Regions from separate parts of the Homo sapiens genome. Here region 2 is linked to region 1. Evidence: read pairs that join two places in POLR2A ChIA-PET (ENCODE). Cell type or tissue: endothelial cell of umbilical vein. All regions are shown on one strand. Region 1 overlaps WWTR1 (WW domain containing transcription regulator 1). Region 2 overlaps COMMD2 (COMM domain containing 2).

What was found. ChIA-PET counts read pairs that join two places held together with the same protein. Peaks named below come from ENCODE experiments on the same cell type or tissue, not always from the same donor. Only the 100,000 strongest peaks of a DNase experiment are listed, where the experiment ranks them.
Region 2: POLR2A ChIA-PET joins it to region 1 with 6 read pairs; 1 of 35 experiments calls an interaction of 5 or more read pairs at or near these places.

What each region holds. Positions count from the first base shown.
Region 1 is chr3:149,613,276-149,618,275 of GRCh38, forward strand. All of the region lies in intron 2 of WWTR1 (WW domain containing transcription regulator 1), which reads right to left. Among named protein-coding and RNA genes, the nearest start is that of WWTR1-IT1, 36 kb to the right of the region's middle. In endothelial cell of umbilical vein, no CTCF peak of the experiment used is centred here; DNase peaks (open chromatin) are centred at 953, 2,646 and 3,605; H3K27ac peaks cover 4,916 bases.
Region 2 is chr3:149,742,330-149,747,329 of GRCh38, forward strand. All of the region lies in intron 4 of COMMD2 (COMM domain containing 2), which reads right to left. Among named protein-coding and RNA genes, the nearest start is that of COMMD2, 7.7 kb to the right of the region's middle. In endothelial cell of umbilical vein, no CTCF peak of the experiment used is centred here; a DNase peak (open chromatin) is centred at 2,012.

The DNA of each region.
Region 1 (5,000 bases):
ACTGGCCTAGGAACTATGGCCAATTATCCTCTCTCTTGGCCTAATGAGATTATGTCATGAAGATGAGTACCACTCCCTACCATCAGTAATGAGAATGCAGAGGCAAGACCCAGGGACCAAGGAAAGGGTTAAAGACAAGCAGCAAGATGAAGGGTAAAAGCTTGCTGGTTCAGAAACATTATCTATCTGCCCCTGACATACTCATCTCAATACAGCCAATCTCCACTCCCGGCATCTCTTCTTTGATTTACTAACTTATATTCTTTTGTTACTTTTTTATTTTTATTTTTGGCAGGGTCTCACTCTGTTGCCCAGGGTGGAGTGCACTGGCACAATCTTGGCTCACTGCAGCCTCGACCCTCCCTGAGTTCAAGTGATCCTCCCACCTCAGCCTCCCAAATAGTTGAAACTACAGGCACATACCACCATACCCAGCTAATTTTTTAATTTTTTGTAGAAATGAGGTCTCACTGTTGCCCAGGCTGGTCTCGAAATCTTGGACTCAAGCGACCTGCCTGCCTCCACCTTTCAAAGTGCTGGTATTAGTGGTGTGAGCCACTACACCCAGCTGGGCTTTTGTTATTTTTCAACAATCAAATAATCCATGTTCATGGTGAAAGAAAATCCACACTCACGGTGAAAAAAAAAATTGTAAAATGCAGATAAACAAAAATGAGAGAGAGAGAAAGATGAATGGAAAAAAGAAAGAAGAGAAAATACATAACTTCCCTATCCATTACTAACACTTCAGTACTGGCTTCCAAATGTGTTCTTGCTTAAATGTCTTTTGAGGGGTCTTGCTTGAACTGCTTTCAAACATCAGATTTTACTTATATTTCATCTGGGAAAATCAGTTCCTCTGAGAGCTATTACTGACACACAGTCATGTGCAGCATGACTTTTGGGTCAACAACAGATGGTACATTCAACAGTGGGCCCATAAGATCATGATGGAGCTAAATAACTCCTACTGCCTGGCAACATCGTAGCTGTGGAAATGTCGTGGCACAACACATTACCTTTCTCTATGTTTAGATACACAAATACTTACCATTGTATTTGTACCACTGTACCATTGAATACCTACAGTATTCAGTACAGTAACATACTGTACAGTTTTTGTAGCTTAGGAGCAATAGGCTATGCATATAGCCTATATGTGTAGTAGACTATACTTTCTATGATGTTCACAAAATGATGAAAACATCTAATGATGCCCTTCTCAGAACATACCCACATCAAGCAGTACTGACTGTACTTTTCAAAGGCAATAGCACTGATGAATAAGAATTTCTTTTCATGTAGTGTAATATAAATGTTTGATTCTACATCTTCCTCCAAAATCATTAAGGCTCTTTTGACCTAAGAAGTCTCTTACAAACAATATGAACATCTTTCAAAAGGAGACATCAGAACGATAGCTTAGGGTGAGCATGGTGGCTCACGCCTGTAATCCCAGTACTTTGGGAAGCCGAGGTGAGTGGATCACTTGAGGTCAGGAGTTCGAGACCAGCCTGGCCAACATGGTGAAACCCTGTCTCTACTAATAATACAAAAATTAGCCGGGTATGGTGGCATGCACCTGTAGTCCCAGCTACTCGGGAGGCTGAGGCAGGAGAATCACTTGAACCAGGGAGGTGGAGTTTACAGTGAGCTGAGATGGCGCCATTGTACTCCAGCCTGGGAGACAAGAGCAAAACTCTGTCTCAAAAAAAAAAAGATAGCTTAGGTGATGGTTACAGGGGGGTACATTATACTAGTCTACTAGTATTGAGGTATGTTTTAAATCTTCCATTAGAAAAAAGTGTTTTGCATATGCACCTAAGTGCTAATCTATGTGCAGACCAGCATGTGGCATGCTCCTTAAATGAAATAAACAATACTGAACTTTCAAAATGCCACTCTTAAAGATTTGCAGACATGTCCTAATTTGGTTGCAGAAATACCTATAATTCAGCTCTGAAAATTGCATTCAAAACACTGGTTTCAACCATTTTTTTATAAGGATTTCTTCTTTGGTCACTGATTTATCAGACTCTTAAAAACTCTCTATACACAAAATTATATGCTCTCCAGAATTTGCTTTAAAATAATTTAGGTAGCAGTTAACCATTACAAATTTAAAACATTTCTAAAAGAGGAAGGGGATCAATGAATAAGAATGGCAGAATGTGGACGATTGCTGAAGTGGAGGGATGGTAGGTACGTGGGAAATTATCATACTGTTCTCTTATGGATATTTGAATATTTCCATAATACAAAGTTTTAAAAAAATCATTGTGAATATATATTGCTCCAATTACGAATCAGTATTTCGTACCCAGTGCACAAATAATTAAGCTCTATTGGAATGGCTACTTACTACGTGCCCAGCACTATTTCTAGCACTTGATACTCATCAATTCCTTGAGACATGCCTGTTCAGTTGGTATTATTGGTCTCATTTGATATCTGAGGAAACAGATCGAAAGAAACAACCCACTTGGCCAAGGACTCAAGGCAAGTGAGATGGAGGAGGGGTAGCGGCCACACCACAGAGGTGTCTGCTACATATATTGTTTGGTCCCTTTATAAATATTATTGTACGTGAGCATGTCTGTTTCATTGTCACTTGCAGTATTTTAGTGCATCCTGTTTTTCTAGAAAAATGAATCAGCCTCTCTCTGTTTATCCAAGATAACAAAACAAAAAAATGGCCTGAGAACAATATTGGTCTGATGGAGGCCATCCTGACTGAAAGAGGAAACGTCCCTGAGTCAATATCCTCAGTGAGAGACATCCCTTCATAAAACAAACCAGGAATATTCCAACAAGGTTCAAATAAGCATAAACATCCACAGAGTTCAGTGGAAGCTACACTGCACTCAGCCACCGGCATTTTTTACTGCCTGTGGGCTTTTCCTGTCTCATCGCAGACTCAATTCTCAAATTCTGTTCCCTCAAATGTCTCAGGCTTTAAAGCTTCCATAAGATCTCATTTTTCCCCTTAATTGAGAATGTCCGCTTCCCACCCTTTCTTTCTGCCTATGAAAATTTGACCCTATCTTTAAAAATTCAGTTCAGGGAACACCCTTCTCTGTAATCCCATGTAATGAAATCCCCTGGCTAGAACTACGTATTTCTTCCTCTGTACTTTCCTAATAAAATGGCTGTCCTCTCTCTCTCTCTCTTTTTTTTTTTTTCCGAGGTGGAGTTTCACTCTTGTTGCCCAGGCTGGAGTGCAATGGCATGATCTCGGCTCACCGCAACCTCTGCCTCCCAGGTTCAAGCAATTCTCCTGCCTCAGCCTCCTGAGTAGCTGGGATTACAGGGACGTGCCACCACACCTGGCTAATTTTGTATTTTTAGTAGAGACAAGGTTTCTCCATGTTGGTCAGGCTGGTCTCCAACTCCCAACCTCAGGTGATCTGCCCGCCTCAGCCTCCCAAAGTGCTGGGATTACAGGCATGAGCCATTGCACCTGGCCTGCTGTCCTCTCTTTTAATAAATTTCTTTCATTCTGCCAGGTATTATGAGAAGTCATTTTCAGATTTCTTTCTAAAACTGAACCTAAGTTATTTAGGACAAAGGCCATGTACTTATTCATTACTACATCCCGCAGTCCCAGCACAAACTAGAAGCTTAAAGTGGAAGAAAAAGTAAGAAGGAGGGAGGGAGGGAGTAAATGTTGCTTTATGTGCATAGGCCAGAGAGTCTAATAAGGGGGTTAGTTTCTAAAGTCACCAAGAAAATGCGAAACTAATGTAGAAAAAAAATGTCCCTGAAAATCTCCTAACTGCATATTAAGTTTATGTGCCATTTTTAGACATGCTATCTCTTAATTAAAACCAGCACACCCAGTTTTACCTCCCGCTTTGGAACAGATAGCTGAGAAGATAGCTGGTTTCCATTTAGGAGCCACCTTGTGCCATGACAAGGTGGTCACAATTTGAGGGTCTCCTGGGGACCATGATGAGCAGAAGGAAAAACGAACTTTCATCTCATCTCACTCTCACTCCAGGGCAATTGGATTGGAGCAGTGTGCAATCCGTCTTCTCTTTCCTTCTGTCCCCATCTCTCTCCAGGCTTATGTAGTAGCATGTGGATAAGTCAATGCACACACAGTGTGTGTGCTTTGCTGTGCTTCTTCAAGTTCAAAACCACTAGAGGCTTATGGCTTTCCACGGATTAGCCACTTTTCATTATTTCTAACTGGCCTCATTCTAACAAAGGATTTGGAACCTTTTAAAATTCCATAAATCAGGCCAGGCGCAGTGGCTCATGCCTATAATCCCAGCACTTTGGGATGCCAAGGCAGGGGGATTACCTGAGGTCACAAGTTCGAGACCAGTCTGGCCAACATGGTGAAATCCTGTCTTCACTAAAAATATGAAAATTAGCTGGGCATGGTGGTACATGCCTGTAGTCCCAGCTACTTGGGAGGCTGAGGCAGGAGAATCACTTGAACCCGGGAGGTGGAGGTTAACAGTGAGCAGGGATTGCATCACTGCACCCCAGCCTGGGAAACAGAGCAAAACTCTGTCTCAAAATAAAGTAAAATAAAATAAAGTTCCATAAATCATACCAATATTCAGAGTCCAATATTATTCATGGACTCTGAAAAATCCCTCCTATGGATACAAAAATAAAATGCAGAATATTCCACCATTGGCTAAAAGAAAACAACGTTATTATAGTACATGCACATAGAAAAATCTGGAAGGATGTATACCAAAGCAAACAGTAGATATACAAATGATAGACTATGGGAGATTTTTCCCCCTTAATTAACAAAGAACTATAATTACTTTTGAAATAACTTTTAAGGGTTACTTTTTAAAGGCTACTGTCAATTTCTTAGGGATGGACTGAAACAAGAGATTCCAAAGATAAAGCCTGTGCTCTTTGCAGGCATGTCCTCTCAGAAGAGCGTCTGAGAATAAGACATTCGAAGGACTGAAGAACAGTACGAAGGACTCCTTGAGCCAACAAGCTGCCTGCCCAGGCTGGCTACAAGCCTG
Region 2 (5,000 bases), 130 kb after region 1:
CACTCCTGGTAAGCGATGAGAAAATCACTTTGGAAAACAATGTGCATTACCAGCAACTCCACCACTAGGCATATACCTTAACCTCTTATATACATTTATTCATGATAGTATGTTTCCAAGAACCAAAAATTAGAAATACATCAAATATTCATTAACAGAATAGATAAACCAAGAATAATCACACAATGAATTGCTTACTAAATGGCAGAGAAAAGAAATGAACTACAGCAACATGGGTTATCATAGAAGAAATGAAAATGTTGAAAAAAAGCAAGTCACAGAATATGTTCAAGTTTAAAAAATATACAGTTTGGTGACAAAATTTATGTTTAAAAAAACTATAAAGAAAAGATTAGGGGCTAGGCACGGTGGCTCACGCCTGTAATCTCAGCACTTTTGGGGGCTGAGATGGGTGGATCACAAGGTCAGGAGCTTGAGACCAGCCCGGCCAACATAGTGAAACCCTGTCTCTACTAAAAATACAAAAATTAGCTGGCATGGTGGCACGCGCCTGTAGTCCCAGCTACTTGGGAGGCTGAGGCAGGAAAACTGCTTGAACCTGGGAGGCAGAAGTTGTGGTGAGCCAAGATCGTGCCATTGCACTCCAGCCTGGGCAACAGAGTGAGACTCTATCTCAAAAAAAAAAAAAAAAGAAAAAGAAAAAGAAAAAGAAAAGATTCACAGAAAATTCAGGATAACGGTTTCCTTCAGGTGGCTGGGAGATGGTTACAATTGGGTACAGGTTCTTCAAAAGTACTGGTTTTATTTGTTAAGCTTGGTGGTGGGTGTACTGGTATTTGTTTTATCATTATTCTTTAAACTGGGTATCTATAACCTTTCATTTGTATAATATGTTCCAAAATTTAAAAAATAAGTAATACTGACATATTTTTAAAAGAAGAAAACACAAAACTATAAACAATGACCAACTTCAAGGTCCTTTCAATCTTTAGATTCTCCATTAAAAGGAACCAGGACTATCCAAAGCAATAGCTGACTTGAAGTCTAGGAGAGAAACTGTACAAGATGAGCCTGAAACATCTTGTTATAGGAGAAAGCAAAAAAGTTATCAAAAATAGTGGAGTCATGTCAAGAAGACTAGATTCCAACTTGAAGGGATTTTCAAGTGAGTAACAAATCTAAACCTGAGATTTCAGGATTAATTTAATTCTGTAAAATAGAATATTCTGACTAATAACTTCTTCCAAATAATTATAGGTAACCTGGGCTTCCAAAAGAACCCAAGATACTGATCCAAGGCTGAAATTTAATGTCCCCAACTAATTTGCAAACAATAAGTCAATCCCTTTGGGTGAGCTGGTCCCCAAACATAAAATAGGTACTTGCAGGCTAAAGTACCAGTTTAAGATCATCTCTGTAGTACAAATAACTATAGATGACACATATGCAAATTATATATATGATAATTGAAAACAGTACTTATTTATTCAATTATGCTCTGTTTATATTTGTTTTTCCTCTACACTGACAGAGAGAGACTGCACCGACAGACAGGGACTGAGTGTATTTGCTGTGTAATTAAGCCATGACTTTTTTGTTGAAAGACTTAAAGCCACTATCCTCCAATTTTTAGACAACGTATCTAAATTAAATACCTATACAAATATCTATACTATTCTTTAACAGTTCTAGAAAAGAGATTACATAACATCCCTAACAAACATCTAGTAAGACATTTTTCTCAGAAAGAAGTTGAATGACAGTACTACAGGACAAAGAACAGTAGCCCACAAAGTTCTTGATATGGACTTATTTTTTATTGGGGATGAGATTCTGTCCTCCTCCCTGTAAATATAACAACAATAAAAGCAACTTTAAAATAAAATGTCTTATGTCAATGCAAATTAGAAAAAAGAAAAAGAAAAAAATGTTTACTCTGAAGGGCCATATCTCAAGGCACTGAAAAGGGTATTCTGGCAAAAAACATCAAGTAGGAAACAGGATACATAAATTATGTTTCATGTAGCTACAGTTCCTAAAAGAATTCAGTTCTCTATTTAGCCTCAGAGCAAACAATATGTGGGCAAGACAGGAAAAGAATGCTTTGAAGTAGTTGTAAATGGACCAGTCCTAAAAGGAACATCCTCCTGCATCAGTCTGATGGTGGTACATTCAGTTACTAATGCTATTAACAAGGACATCAATTGTGTTGGCAATTTATTAAGTCTGGGGAAATGTTCCTACTAGACACTAAGCTATGATGATTAATTTGATTCCCATAAACAACTGCATAATAATTAGGTGGTAATTGTCCATCACTACCAGTCTCCATGAGACAAGTCAGTTACTTAAACATGAAAGGCGCCATATGTAGTTACAAGTTTCCTAGCCATTTAGCTAGTCTTATCTGATATGCATTTCTCTATGAGCAGAAGAATCCACTCCAGTTAAAATCCTATGCAATGGTTTCAGCAAATAAGCTGAGGAACTCAATGAGCTCTGAGTAGCTTTTCTAGCCCTTAAATGCACTTCTCCATAAGTGGCAACATTCATTCAGTATACCCTCAACCTTAAACTGTACTAGTCCTAGCAATAGCGCAGTGATTCAAACTCACTTCAGTGGGTAAATGAGCCCTCGAGTTTAATTTTAGAAAATTCAACTTCTTAATTTTAACTTTCAAAAATGTCTTCATAATGGACAAACTCAAAGCAAATCAATAAAGCCAAAAAAAGAACTGTTAAAGCCTACTGGACCCCAAAAGTCAGGGGACATTCGCACACAAGAGAGACGTAAAGATCTACAAGATAAATTACCTCTGAGCCACATACATGACCATCCCCACATCTCCACCGGGTTATTATTAAAGGACCTAAGTATAAAGGCTTATCCACAGTCATTTCCCCAATGAACCCTACAAGACTTGCTGCTTATGATGTCCCCCAGACCATGAACTGTGTTTTGTTCTTTGCCGTATCTACAGCACCTGGCACATGTTAGGGGTACAAGAAATATATGATAAATAATTTAAGAAGTCACTTAACTCCCCCTGCCACCCACTCTTTCTGTTCAGCACTGATTCATGCCTATTATATGCCAGGTATTGTGCTGGGCACATGGTAATGAACAAGACACAATACTTGCCCTCCTGGAGCCTACAGTCTGGTTTATACCATATCCTGCGTTCATGCCTATTAAAACACTCATCACACTTGATTATAATTGCTGATTTCTAATTAAATTTTATTTTTTGGTCTCCCTCTTACTGTAAGACTGTGAGAACTTAAAGGCAGCACTGCTATGTCCACAAGGCCTAGCATGCACTAGATATTCAATAAATGGTTTGATAACTGAATAGATATAGAAACAAGGATGGATTAATGGGACATAAGAAATTATCTTTTTTATTGTTTATCTGCATGTACCTGAAGATGCTCATGACAATGGAATATTCTCTCTCTATGCCACCCACTCTATCCCAAATGTAAAATTTGAAGATACAGTAAGACAGGTACATCTTTCTTCTGTCCAAATCCTAAGCCTTTTGTCTTAACTCTTACTCTCCTGATGATCCCTTTATTCTTAAATGTTGCTCTTACTTTCAGTGACATTGTGTTGTGTTAGTGGTTGTTTTTCCTGAAACCACTCTTACTCTAATTACTGGCTTTTATTTCTATTAGCCATGACCAACCAATGAGATCCAGTTCAGATGTCAGAGAAATCATTCTCATTTGTGATTTGAACTAATCTGGCATCCAAGTGTTAGGCCCACATCCTCACCTACTGTGGAGATTGCAACTTATATAAGCTGTCATCACCTTAAATTCAATCTATCTTGAACTGATTAATGCCATGAGGGAGCATGGCTGTAGTGCTGCCTGACTTCTAATTTTTCAAAAATTGCTAAAAATTATAATTTTGGTGTGAAATTTCCTACTTTTTTTTTCAAACCATAGAAGGGAAGTGGTCAGACTGTGGATACCTTTTTAAGAAACTGACTTGCAGATGGACTAGATGAAGGGCAAGGAGAGGAGTCAAGGAAGAGGCCAAAAATACTTGGCCTGTGTGATTCAAAGAATGTACGTACTATCTGAGATGGGAGAGGCTATGGTAGGAGTAGTTTCAGTAGAGAGGGGGTGTATTAGTCCTTTCTCACACTGTTATGAAGAAATAACCGAGACTGGGTAATTTATAAAGAAAAGGCCGGGTACGGTGGCTTACGCCTGTAATCCCAGCACTTTGGGAGGCCAAGGCGGGCAGATCACAAGATCAGGAGATCGAGACCATTCTGGCTAACAGGGTGAAACCCTGTCTCTACTAAAAATACAAAAAAAAAAAAAAAAAATTAGCCAGGTGTGCTGGCACACGCCTGTAATCCCAGCTACTCAGGAGGCTGAGGCAGGAGAATGGCATGACCCTGGGAGGCGGAGCTTGCAGTGAGCCGAGATTGCACCACTGCACTCCAGCCTGGCTACACAGCGAGACTCTGTCTCAAAAAATAAAAAAATGAAAGAAAGAAAAGAAGTTTAATTGACTCACAGTTCCACATGGCTGGGGAGGCTTCAGGAAACTTAGAATCATGACAGAAGGCACCTCTTCACAGGGCGGCAGGAGAGAGAATGAACGCCAGATGAAGGAGGAAGCCCCTTATAAAACTATCAGATCTTGTGAGAACTCACTATCACAAGAACAGCATGGGGAAAACTGCTCCTATGACTCAATTATCTCCACCTGGTCCCACCCTTGACAAGAGGGATTATTACAATTCAAGATGAGATTTGGGTGGGGACATAGAACCAAACCGTATCAGTGGGTAAGAAAGGTGGGATTCAGTTTGGAACATATTGCCTTTGAATGCTTATCAAATTACCAAAGTGGAGATGTCAAATAGGCTTCCACTGTATGATTCTGAAGTTTAGAGGACAGTTCTAGGCTAAAGATATAAATTTGAGAATCCCAAGAATATGGGGATTATTTAAGACTTCAAATTGGATGAAACCAGCTTGAGAATGTAAGTGGAGAAGTTATGAAGACTCAGAAC